3 separate regions of the Homo sapiens genome follow, and regions 1 and 2 are each linked to region 3. Evidence: chromatin contacts called from ENCODE Hi-C or POLR2A ChIA-PET data. All regions are on one chromosome and are shown on one strand. The core of a region is the stretch at or near the end of the contact, and the rest is flanking DNA. Distances in the headings are between cores, read along the strand shown.

Region 1 (3,786 bases), core at 169-2,668, 390 kb after region 3:
TCCACCTCCGGGGTTCAAGAGACTCTCCTGCCTCAGACTCCCGGAAAATGTATTTTAAACAAGGTATTAGGTGATGCACAAGCGCTTATGAGAATCAATGCCTTAACCTCTCCATGGTTTTTTTTTCTTCTGTAAAAAGCAGACAGAACATCACCTGCTTTAGGGTTGTTGAGAGGATTAAGTATGTGAAGCTGATGCAGCCACAGTTGGGCCTCTCCTAAAATTGCTGTTTCTTTTCAACCTCTGCTCCTGGCTGGCACTGGCCAGCCCGCTTTGGGGTGGGGCAGGTGGAGAGAGGATGTGGGGTGTATGCGCCCTAAACTCCTGCAGAAAGTCATGCACCTCCTTTTTTCAGAGGGTGTTAAACTTCTGCTCTAGCACCTACCCATATTCACAGGGAAGGCCAGTGAGATGGTGAATTTGCAGGGGACCACGTGGGGCACGTCGGAGCTGAAAGTGCTGGCAGGCTCAGATGAGGACTCGATGCTGCTGCACGGGCGGTCAGAGTCAGACTCCTGGGCCCTGGCCTTGGCCTTCAGGTGTTCCTCCACGTCACACTCGCTCGTGGACTGGTAAAAGCTAGTGATGGAGGAGATGGGCTCTATGCTTGCGGGGTCCTCTTCCCACTCCCAGGCATGTAGCGACATGCTGCAGAGCGCACTGCTGGCCGCCGGCGCTCCTGGCAGGGAGAAAGTGAAGGCTGTCCCCGCCTGTATTCCAGGGCTGCTCCAGGAGGTAAGCCCGGCCTCCTGCAGAAGCACCCACCCTTCTCTTCCCTGCTTCCCCCGCCTGCTCCTAGATGAACGCCGGGGCTCCTTCACTGCCTGCCACACAGTCGGTACTCAATCGACTTAGAGAATGAATGGATGAAGGAACAACAGATAAGGGTGGCTGGCAGTAAGCACGACGACGAGCAACCCCGTTTCCTTCGCCTAACCAGGAGTCAGTCGCCGGGCTTCTGGAATGCCTGCCCCAGGTGAGCAGCTCCCGGGAGCCACCAGGCGGGAGAGGGGACGTCTGCTCAGGCAGGCCTGCTGCGCCTAAGCACAAGATGCGTTTGCTATTTGGGGAGAGGCAAACCAGGCCGGGGGCAGCACGTGCAGGAGCCTGGCGAGGTCGGGGAGGGCAAGCCCTGTCCCCAAGACAGAACATGAATGTGCACTGGGTGCTGGGCTCGGGGCATCAGCTCAGGCCCATGGAGGCGGAACGCCGGGCAAACGCCGAAGAGGGAACACGCATCGAGGCGAGGCGGGAAGAGTCCCGGGCTGCGGCGGCCGAGGTGGGGGCAGGGGTCGGGGTTCCCCTCCAGGTGCTGGCGGTACCTGCGAGCGGATGCGCTGGGCGGCAGCGGGGAGTTGGACCGCGGCGGCAACTCCCGTACCGGATCCACAGCCACCTGGGCGAAGAGACTCCAAGACTGAGAGGAGCGTCCGCCGGTGCAGGGAGGGCCGCAGGCCCAGCCACTCAGCTACGTTTGGCGGTTGCTAGGAGACGCGAGGGCGTGCGGCCTGGGGGCGGGGCTCCGCGGGGCGGGGCTTTCCCCCTCAGCCACTGCGCGCAGTTTGTCAAATGGCTACATCCAGGTTCAGAAACCAGCTGCCTTCATTCCTTCACTCATGCATTCACTCATTAAGGAGTTTCTACTCGGAACGTCAGCACCTACTATAAGCCTGGTCCTTGCCCGTACGATGGGAGGTAGGGGTTGATGGCTCCTTCCTCCCCCTCCATCAGCTCCCACCTCCCATTCTTTAATAAAAGCAAAGGAAGCTGTGGGCTCTGCAAACTCCAGACCTCCCCACGATCCCTCTCATTAGATTCTCTGCTTCTGTCGCCGATGTCCTTAAAAACCAGACCTCCCCACGATCCCTCTCATTAGATTCTCTGCTTCTGTCGCTGATGTCCTTAAAATAGCATGAGAATTCTTGTTAGTGATCATGAGCGCCAACTCAGAGATCAGAAAACAAAGCTTAGAGAGGTGAAGCGATTCGCCCGAGGTCACACAGCAAGTAGGGCGCAGCACTGTGTTGAAATCCGGACTGCCTGACTCCAAAGCCTCCGCTCGTCTGCTAAACCACCCAAGCTGAGAGCCCTGGCTGCGGCTCCTAATGTAGAGGACCTCAGCACAGCAAGCGGCTGGGACAGAGGGCTGGGGTAGGCCTCATGGAGGAAGTGAGCAACGCCAAATCTGGGGGGTGACTAGGCAGAGGCGGTGAAAGCAAGAGAAAGCATCCCAGGTAGAGGAACAGCATATGCAAAGGCCCATAGAGGTGAAAGGGCATGGCAAGTTTCAGGAATGGGTGGCGAGGCTGTAGCAGTGTGCAGGGCCCATGGTACATAGCCCCACAGGGCAGGTTAGGGCACAGGACTATGGGCAATGGGGAGCCAAGGCAGGTCTTCTGTTGAGGGAGGGCACCCTGCTCCGGCAGTCAGTTTGTTCAAGAGAATGGGAGCTGAGGCTACACACAAGCTTGGCTATTAAGAAAACTTTAGCTGAGTTGAGCTATGACCTACTTTGTGTCAAAGAGCAAAACTGTGGCGCAGCTGGGGCTGAGACCCAAGTCCTGAGCCTCCCAGTGCATGCCTCCCCAGACCGCTCTCAGGGCATGGGACAGCCCCTTTAATACTGGGTGCTCCAATACTCCTCGGGTTCAGTCTGAAAAACAGCCTCAAGTACAGCTGTTAGGGAAGACACCAAATGGCAGTGGGCCCTGTGAGGAGTGGGTTCAAACTCTTAGCACGAGAACGGCAACCACCTTGCCCACACCCCACCTGCAGCAGCCTGGAGACTGCTGTCTGTATGCCAGGAAGTGCTCAGGAGACACATGAAGGGCTGGAAGAATACAAAGCTACTCAGATACACCAGCCCCCAAAAGGGCCCTTTAACAAGGGCAGTTCAACACTACCACCACTCTTGGACAGACATCAGGCCTCCTGCTCCCCAGGTCCTACCCACTGGCCTGAGGCTGGTTTCCCTCCAAAGGTTCCTAGATCACATCACCACCTAGGACAGAAGCCAATCTCTTCCCAAGCTCAATAGTGAGAGGCCAGAGGTCTTGGACCAAGGGCCAATGTGCCATCCTGGATGTGCACTGGAAACACCTACATGTCAAAAATACAATTCTGAGGCTTCATTAAAGACCTGTGGAAGTGACTCTCCAGGGGTGGAGCTTAGAAACCAGTGGCAGATTGTATTTTCCAAAGACAGCCACCTCAAAAGATCCCCTCCCACATAATCTTCCGGCAGGCATTGTGAGGTTCACATTCCTCCCACCCAGTTGGGGGGTCTAGTCTCCTTCTCTGGAAACTGGGCAGACCTCTGTGACTGGCTCAGTCAAAAGAGTGCAGAGGAAATGACACTATGTGATTTCTGAGGCCAGGTCATATAAATTCCATCTACCTCTGCCCTGTTCTTTTGAGGTATAGTATTCATGCTAGGAATCCAGCTAGCATGTTGTGAGGAAGCCCAAGCAGCCATGTGAAATGGCCACATGAAACTGTTGTGACTGACGGTTCCCAGCCAATTGCAGCCTCAACCCCCAGACATATGAGAGTGCAAGACTTCAAATGATCCCAGCCCTCAGTCTTTGAGCCACCCTGGCTGACATTGAGGAACAGAAACAAGCTGTCTCCATCATGAGAAATTGTAGATTTATAAGCAAATTGTTGCTCTCTTAAACCACTAAGTTTTGGGGTGATTTGTTGTGCAATAAATAATAGGAACGGGAGCCATATTTTTAAATTACCACCAAGATTGTATTGCACAACCAGAATATGGAACCACTGCCC
Region 2 (3,669 bases), core at 964-3,463, 480 kb before region 3:
ACTCACGAGGCTGAGGCAGGAGAATCGCTTGAACCCAGGAGGCAGAGGTTGCAGTGAGCCGAGATCGCGCCATTGCACTCCAGCCTGGGCAACAAGAGCAAAACTTCGTCTCAAAAAAAAAAAAAAAAAAAAAAAACTACTATGGTCTTTCCACACAACCCTGTCATATCATAATCCCCAGCACTGAAGCTCTTTGGGAAACCCAAGGTAGAAGAGACTTTACAAACCTTGGAGATGTGCGTTTATTTACAGACCAGGACCTCTTCCATCCATTCTCCCTCAATTTCCACTCCAACTACTCTCAGGTGAGATAAGCTTGAATTCTAACATTTAAAAAGAATTGGAAGGGTCTTTAAAAGATCACCTAGTCTAACTCTCATTTTTCAGGGAGGTTACTGATGTGACCAGAGTCACACAAGAACCTGGTAGCTGAGGTGGGTCTTAGGCATACAGCATCACTCTTAGGCATAGAGCATGCACTTAGGCATAGAGCATGCACTCTGGGTTTAAATACATAGACTTGAGTTAAAATACTGGCTCTCGCACTTACCAGATGAGTAACCTTGGACCTACTTATTTGACCTCTATGAACCAGAATTTCCTCACTTGAACAGAGTTCATACTAGTCAATGGCACACAGGTTAAAGGGTGTAGGGGTAAAGTGTAGTGATGCCTGCAATTCACCTTGAAATGTAAAAGTGGATTGGGAGAGGGACAGATGAAAAGATATATGATAAAGCAGCACAGTAAAATGTTAATTATAGAATTTAGGCACACAAGTATTTACAAGTCTTTCAACTTTTTTTGTGTCTGAAAACTGTCATACTAAAGCGGGGAAGGGACAACTAATACGTTGGATATGACAAGGCAGTGGACATATAGCTACTTAGCACAGTGCTTGGCACATGGAAAGCACTCAACCAATGTTAGCTACTTGCAGTACTAGCTGCTTAGTAAGCCAGGGTCAAACACTTCCTTTTTGGAAAGATGATGCTCAAAATGGAAACCTGAGGCTTTTCTTTGAGGCCTTTCCATTTAGAAAAATCAGGCTAAGAGGCAGTAGCTTAACTTTATATTAAGTGAAGATTTTTGTAGAAGCTAAGGCTCTCCAAAGGCCAAGGGGCATGGCTGTGACCTTAGAGAACAGCAGGCAGAGAGGGTGGCTGTATCATCATAGAGCACTGATTTGGGAGTCAGAAATACACGTGGGTGCAAACCCCAGGTTTACCGTTACTAAAACGAGTGTCAAGCATATACGTGAAGTGCCCTCTCCCCAACTCAATATTTTCACCTGCCAAAAAATAATATGTATGTGAAAGTACTTGGCATCACCAGCACTTAGAAAAAGGAGATTTAATTGGAATGGTCAAAAAGGATGCTTGGAGGGGTGGATAAACCAGATTGCTCTTCTCCATAATTCCCACTTCTCTCCCTCAGTTCCCGGATCCTGGGAACCAAAATGAGCTTTTAAAGTTTAGTCAATTCCCTACTTTAAACCGTCCCATAGCCTGCCACTGCATTCACAATAAAATCCAATTTCCTGACCGTGGCCGACAAAGCCCTGCAGTAACTAACCCCACCAAGATAAGATAATTATTTTTATTTATTGGTGTACACGTTTATCGTCTCTCACTACACTAAAATGTAAGCTCCTATCTTAATTCCCGCTGTATCCCAGTGTCGCGAATAGAGCCTGGTACGAATTAAGGGGACGGGGTTGTGTGGGTTTATATCAGCACTTGTCCATGAGTTGGCAAACCGTCAACTGCCCCCAGTGGATCGTCACTAGGTATCCTGGGGCGGCCCCTCACCCAGCTCCAGGGCGGCGCCCCTCCCCGAGCCCCTGGCCCATTTTCACTTCCCTGAGGAAATAATGGCGGGAGACCCCTGGCGCGCGCATCCCGCCCCGAGCCACCGACTTCAGCAGCTCTCTCGCCGCAGCAGCCCTGCTTGCAGCCCCCAACTCCCTGGTCCACTGGCCACACCTCTCGCGCGTTCTCCTGGCCCACAAGCCCTGAGGCCGCCTGCTTGGCCAAGCCGCTCTCGTCCAGCCCCAGCCCTTTCACGTGGCTGTGGGAGGCGATGCGCTGCGTCTTCGTAGTGCTCTTCACCTCCTCAATCTTCATTTTGCAGACGCCGGGAGCTAAAACCAGCGTGGAAAACCAGCAGCTAGGACAGTGCGCCCGGCGCCTGAGTTACCATGCGGCCGTTACTAGGGCAATTTGCAAAGGCCCGCCTAGACCGGCTTTCCATTGGTGGAAGCGGGAACACCTCCGCTCTCCATAGGCTCACGGCTGCGCCCATCGCGGCTGCTGCTAGAGCTCCGGTCACCCACTTCCGTCTGTGTCTCCGGGTTGGCTTCCCCCGTAGCCGGCGCTTCCTGCCGAGGCTGGGGTCGGGAGCACAGTGGGACCACGCCCCGGATTTGATCTAGGGCTGGGGCGTTGCACGAGGCAGTGGCCCCCGGGTACCACTCCTAATCCTTCCGTCCTATCCATTAGCACATTTGAACGTCATACTCTTACGCAAATCTCAAGTTATTATTTCCGTTTTGGAAACAGAAGAACTGAGGTTCAGAGCTTAAACTGGGATTGGTTACTAACCAATGTTTTCTGACTCCCATACCTTTGCATCTCCCTGGAAAGGCCCAGCTCAACCCACCACCGTTTCCGTGGAATTGTCTTCCCCTGCTTCTATCCTCCATCCTCCACCGAGAGATAAGGTTCCTGCTGAGTTCAGTTGACTGTAAATAACATTTTGCAGTTTTCAAAATTCCACAGCCCTGTAAGGTAGTGTAATTACGCATGCAGCTACAAACAAGCGGAAAGAGGCCCATCCGCCCAAGAAAGCATCACAAATAATCAGAACTAGAAATCTTCAGGCTTCAAAACCTATATAATAATGCTCATCACGTCCCATGACTCCAGCTGAGACAATCAGCCAGCAAATTGTCCCTTCAGGTTTCATAATGATATTAGCACAACCTGCACCACAATTGTACTTGCCATCCATCCATCCATCCGTTCAACAAACACGAGCCAGACACCACAATGCACTGGGGATACAGGGATAAAAGTCTTGATGCGTTTACTTCTTGCTTAGAAAACTTGCAACGTGAGATGTGCTGAGACAGGTACACCCAGGTGGCGAGAAGACCAGAGCAGAAGCCCCCGGAACAGCCTGGAGAGCCAGGGAAGGCATCATGAAGGTGATGTTGCCTTGGCTGAATTCCAACAAATAGGAGAGATTTCCTCAGAAGCAAATGGTATGACACCATTTTTACAGAAGAGGATACTAACATCCAGAGGAAGGGAAGGACTTGCCCAGAGTGCAGGAGAGTTTATGTTAGAATTGAGACAGACCTGAAATCAAATCCAATTACAGTAGTTCCACAGTCTCACACCGCCTTTTTTTTTTTTTTTTTTTTTTTTTTTGAGACGGAGTCTTGCTTTGTGGCCCAGGCGGGAGTGCAGTGGCGCAATCTCGGCTCACTGCAAGCTCCGCCTCCCGGGTTCACGCCATTCTCCTGCCTCAGCCTCCCGAGTAGCTGGGACTACAGGCGCCCACCATCACGCCCGGCTAATTTTTTTGTATTTTTAGTAGAGACGGGGTTTCACCGTGTTAGCCAGAATGGTCTCAATCTCCTGACCTCGTGATCCGCCCGCCTCG
Region 3 (3,712 bases), core at 714-3,213:
CTTTGTTGTTACAAACAGGGTCTTGCTACGTCACCCAGGCTTGCCTCAGACTCCTGAGCTAGAGCGATCCTCCCTCCTCAGCCTCCCAAGTAGCTGGGACTATAGGCCCATACCACTTTTACAATTTTTAAAACACAGAAACATTTTGTAATGAATCTGGATATAAACAGATGTGGTGATACCATCACAACATTGTAACCCCAGTGCACAGAGACCCCAGCAAGGCAGTAACCATGTCTATGAGAGGGAGAAGGAAAGTAGCACTTAAGCTTTCCCAGGAGTAACCCTGGGGGTGGGTTTTAGAGAATGAATAGGAGTTTTTCAGCGGGGCGCGGGGGCTCACACCTGTAATCCCAGCACTTTGGGAGGCCGAGGCAGGCAGATCACGAGGTCAGGAGATCGAGACCATCCTGGCTAACACGGTGAAACCCCGTCTCTACTAAAAACACAAAAAATTAGCCGGGCGTGGTGGCGGGTGCCTGTAGTCCCAGCTACTCGGGAGGCTGAGGCAGGAGAATGGTGTGAACCCAGGAGGTGGAGCTTGCAGTTAGCCGAGATCGTGCCACTGCACTCCAGCCTGGGCTACAGAGCCAGACTCCATCTCAAAAAAAAAGAGAATGAATAGGAGTTTTTCCAGGCAGACAAGAAGGAACACTTCGAAGACCCAGGACACCAGTAGCTGTGGGGATCACTGGGGAAGGTTTTGTGGCATTTGTGGAGGTGTTAAGCCTTGAAGGAGGGGAGAATCGGAGTGAGACGGGGGTTAGGGTAGGGAGTGTAGCACAGGCATGGACACAGCACAATGCCAGGGACAGTGGGATCTGGCTGCAGCTCCAGGAAGGCCATCTCCCTGATGTCAGGGAGGGGTGAAGACCTAGGTTCAAGTCCAGGTTCTCCCAATTACTTGGCGTGAAGCCTTGAATTTGCCCTATCCATGCCCCGTTCGCTCACCTGCTAAAGCAGGGATGTGTAGCAGGGCGTAATGGCGCACGCCTGTAGTCCCAGCTACTCAGAAGGCCGAGGCAGGAGGATGGCTTGAGCCCAGGAGTTTGAGGCCACTCTGACCAACATAGCCAAACCACATTTCTAAATAAGTAAATGGAAGCGTGGAAGTTGTGCCCTACTGAGAGTGTGTATGAGAAGCACCTGAGAACCACAGCTAATGAACTGCCCACAGGCTGTGAGGAGTTTGCACCGGTCCTCATTGCCTTGCTCAGGGTCAGCCCAGGAGAGGGGCCGCCCCACCCAACGCTGCCACACAGGCTGGGAAAAGCCATGGCTCTCCAACGGGCATCCACACTCCCGGCTAAGCAAAGGCTCTGCAAAGCTGGGGCCAGACAGCCACTCAGTGTCTGCTGTTTCCTCTGGCCCTGAATCGCAGGCCGCGCTGGATGGCTCTGGTGCCAAAGGGTGGCCTCTGAACAGGAACCTCGGCCTGGGAATGTCCCTGGGACCCCACAGGACCTGACCCGGAGCCACCACTAGAAGCCGGAGCTCCCAGGCCAGGGCTGCGGGAATGGCCCCGGGTCCTCTGCCCAGGGCCTGCAGGTGCTCCAGGTCAGCGGGCGACTTTGGCCGCTGCAGAGACCGAGATACGCGGGGTAACAGCCCGTTCCGGAGCCGGTCATCAGGCGCCAAGCCCCGCTGGGCTCCTCGCAGCCGCGGGACCTTTCTCCGCCCTTCCCGAGGCTGAGTTTCCTGAACGGGAAGCTGCCGGCCCGCGGGGCAGCCGGGAGCAGCCAGGGCGTGAGGACGTGGGTTCCCGTCACCCCCGGCTTGGAACAGCAGCGCCGCAACAACCGCTGGCGTTCATCGAGCCTCTCAGCAGCCCTGCGAGGCGATCCCGGGGAGAATCCCACGCCACAGCCGAGGAAACTGAGGCAGGCAGGGTGACACACAGCCCAGTAGTGGCGGGCGGGCGCCCAGGCTGCCACCGCGCTGAGGACCGGCCCCTCTGCCAGCCGGGAGGTGCGCGTGGCCTAGGCGGGGGCGCCCTCTGGCGGCCGCGGGTTCCAATCCCTGCCGGCCTCGCAGGCGTGGGGCAGGACAGCCGCGCTCTCGCCAGGGCCCAGAGCCCCACTTTGCCAAGGAGCTGTCGCTGGAGCGGTGACTTTGTTCAGGGCCGAGAACCGGAGGAGGAGGCCAGACTTGCTGCTGGGCAGCTGGCACATGGGACATGGGGTGTTATGACTCCAGCATTTATGGAGCGCCTGCTGTGTGCTCTGCAGGTATAGTCCCATGACCACCCCCCGAGCATGGGGTTATCTCATTCTTTTTTTTGGGGGCGGGGGGGACGGAGTCTCTCTCTGTCGCCCAGGCTGGAGTGCAGCAGCGCGATCTCGGCTCACTGCAACCTCCGCCTCCCAGGTTCAAGCGACTCTCCTGCCTCAGCCTCCTGAGTAGCTGGGATTACAGGTAGGCACCACCACGCTAATTTTTGTATTTTTAGTAGAGGTTTCACCATGTTGGTCAGGCTGGTCTCGAACTCCTAACCTCATGATCCACCTCCCTCAGCCTCCCAAAGGGGTTATCTCATGCTATGGATGAGGCCCTGAGGCTCAGAGACCCGTCTGACTCTAAAGCCACCCATTAGGACTGACCCCAGACAGCCCCTTAATAGCCACTGGGTTCCACTGTGGCCAGGGGAGTGTGGCATGAGGCAAAAGGGACCATTTCCCCTCTGAAACATGAGCTGAACTAGATCAGTGTTTTGCCAGCATTCAGGTCCACCTTGCAGCATGTGCAGGACGCACCTATCACCCGTGTTCATATTCACATCCTAACGCCAGGCCTACACAGTACTGACCATGGGCACCACCTGACCGCTGTCAGCTTATTTGAGGATCACACCAACAACCACGCTCTTGTTAGAAATTAATATGACCCCGTTTTATGAATGGAAAATGGAGGCTCAGAGCAGCTGAGCACCTTTCCACAGTCACACAGCCAGGTGGCGTCAAATCCAGCAACCCAACCCTGGCCACCGGCTCCCGGCCTCTGCGAGGTGGAGCTTCCAGCTAATCCAGCTCCACTCTGCTCAAGCCATTTTTCTTTTTTTTTTTTTTAAAGAAATGAGGTTCACTATGTTGCCTCGACTAGTCTTGGTTCCGGTACTCAAGCTGAGTATGGGAATTAAAAGCATGAGCCACCACCCAGGCCTATATTCTTTTTTACAATTTATCCCTAAACGAAACTTTGTATCTCTGACATAAGTGGAAAATCACTTTCACATGGCTAAATACAGGTAGCTGTAAAAATCAAATACAATTTATGGCCAGTGCTGTGGCTCACACGTGTAATCCCAGCACTTTGGGACGCTGAGGCGGAAGGGCCACTCGAGCCCAGGAGTTTGAGACCAGCCTGGGCAGCATAGTGAGACTTCATCTCTTAAAAAAGAAAAAAATAAATCAAATACAATTTACATCAAATAAAGTGATCCAGTTCTGACCAGAGAGAATGGTCAGCAGAGAGTCTGGCATTCTAGACAGGGTTCCATTTCCATTGAAGAGGTTTCTGTGTTACAAGCAAGTGAACTGGTGGGACACTGCCTGGTTTTCTCCTGAATCCCACCCCACTGCGGCACAGATCTCACTCCCCATACCCCAGCAGCACCTCCTCCCAATCCCCAGCCTCTCCACTGCAACATGAAGCATGGAAGAAAGATGAAGGTGTGTGTGTCACTCGCTGTAGAGTGCTGAGAGACGCAGGGAAG

The links. A loop is a pair of places that touch in the nucleus more often than their neighbours do. ChIA-PET counts read pairs that join two places held with the same protein, here RNA polymerase II (POLR2A). Pooled maps may share reads with other maps.
Region 1: a pooled map shows a loop between it and region 3 (2.4-fold over the local background). The contact joins the promoter of CFAP92 here to the enhancer-like site in region 3. A Hi-C loop is called at or near these places in 6 of 50 pooled maps. POLR2A ChIA-PET finds 5 or more read pairs at or near these places in 2 of 52 experiments (GM12878 and WTC11).
Region 2: a loop to region 3 is called in a pooled map, with 5 times the contacts of the local background. The contact joins the promoter of RUVBL1 here to the enhancer-like site in region 3. A Hi-C loop is called at or near these places in 1 of 168 maps with a recorded cell type or tissue (CD8-positive, alpha-beta T cell), 2 of 37 single-sample maps with no recorded cell type and 11 of 50 pooled maps. POLR2A ChIA-PET finds 5 or more read pairs at or near these places in 3 of 52 experiments (CD4-positive, alpha-beta T cell, MCF 10A and naive thymus-derived CD4-positive, alpha-beta T cell).

What each region holds. Positions count from the first base shown.
Region 1 is chr3:128,992,658-128,996,443 of GRCh38, forward strand. CFAP92 (cilia and flagella associated protein 92 (putative)) reads right to left here and starts at 1,419. Exons shown (of 16, transcript NM_001394090.1): 1 at 1,323-1,419; 2 at 386-679. The coding sequence starts at 647. RefSeq lists an enhancer at 87-848 and a silencer at 1,425-1,634.
Region 2 is chr3:128,121,599-128,125,267 of GRCh38, forward strand. It overlaps RUVBL1 (RuvB like AAA ATPase 1), which reads right to left and starts at 2,214. Exons shown (of 11, transcript NM_003707.3): 1 at 1,986-2,214. The coding sequence starts at 2,126. RefSeq lists an enhancer at 1,966-2,015 and a silencer at 2,206-2,265.
Region 3 is chr3:128,606,533-128,610,244 of GRCh38, forward strand. No RefSeq gene overlaps it. Among named protein-coding and RNA genes, the nearest start is that of LINC01565, 32 kb to the left of the region's middle. RefSeq lists a silencer at 1,886-2,085 and an enhancer at 2,096-2,275. Within about 2 kb of position 1,964, at least 22 of the 41 ENCODE cell types and tissues checked have a DNase peak (open chromatin) inside an H3K27ac peak, as active enhancers do.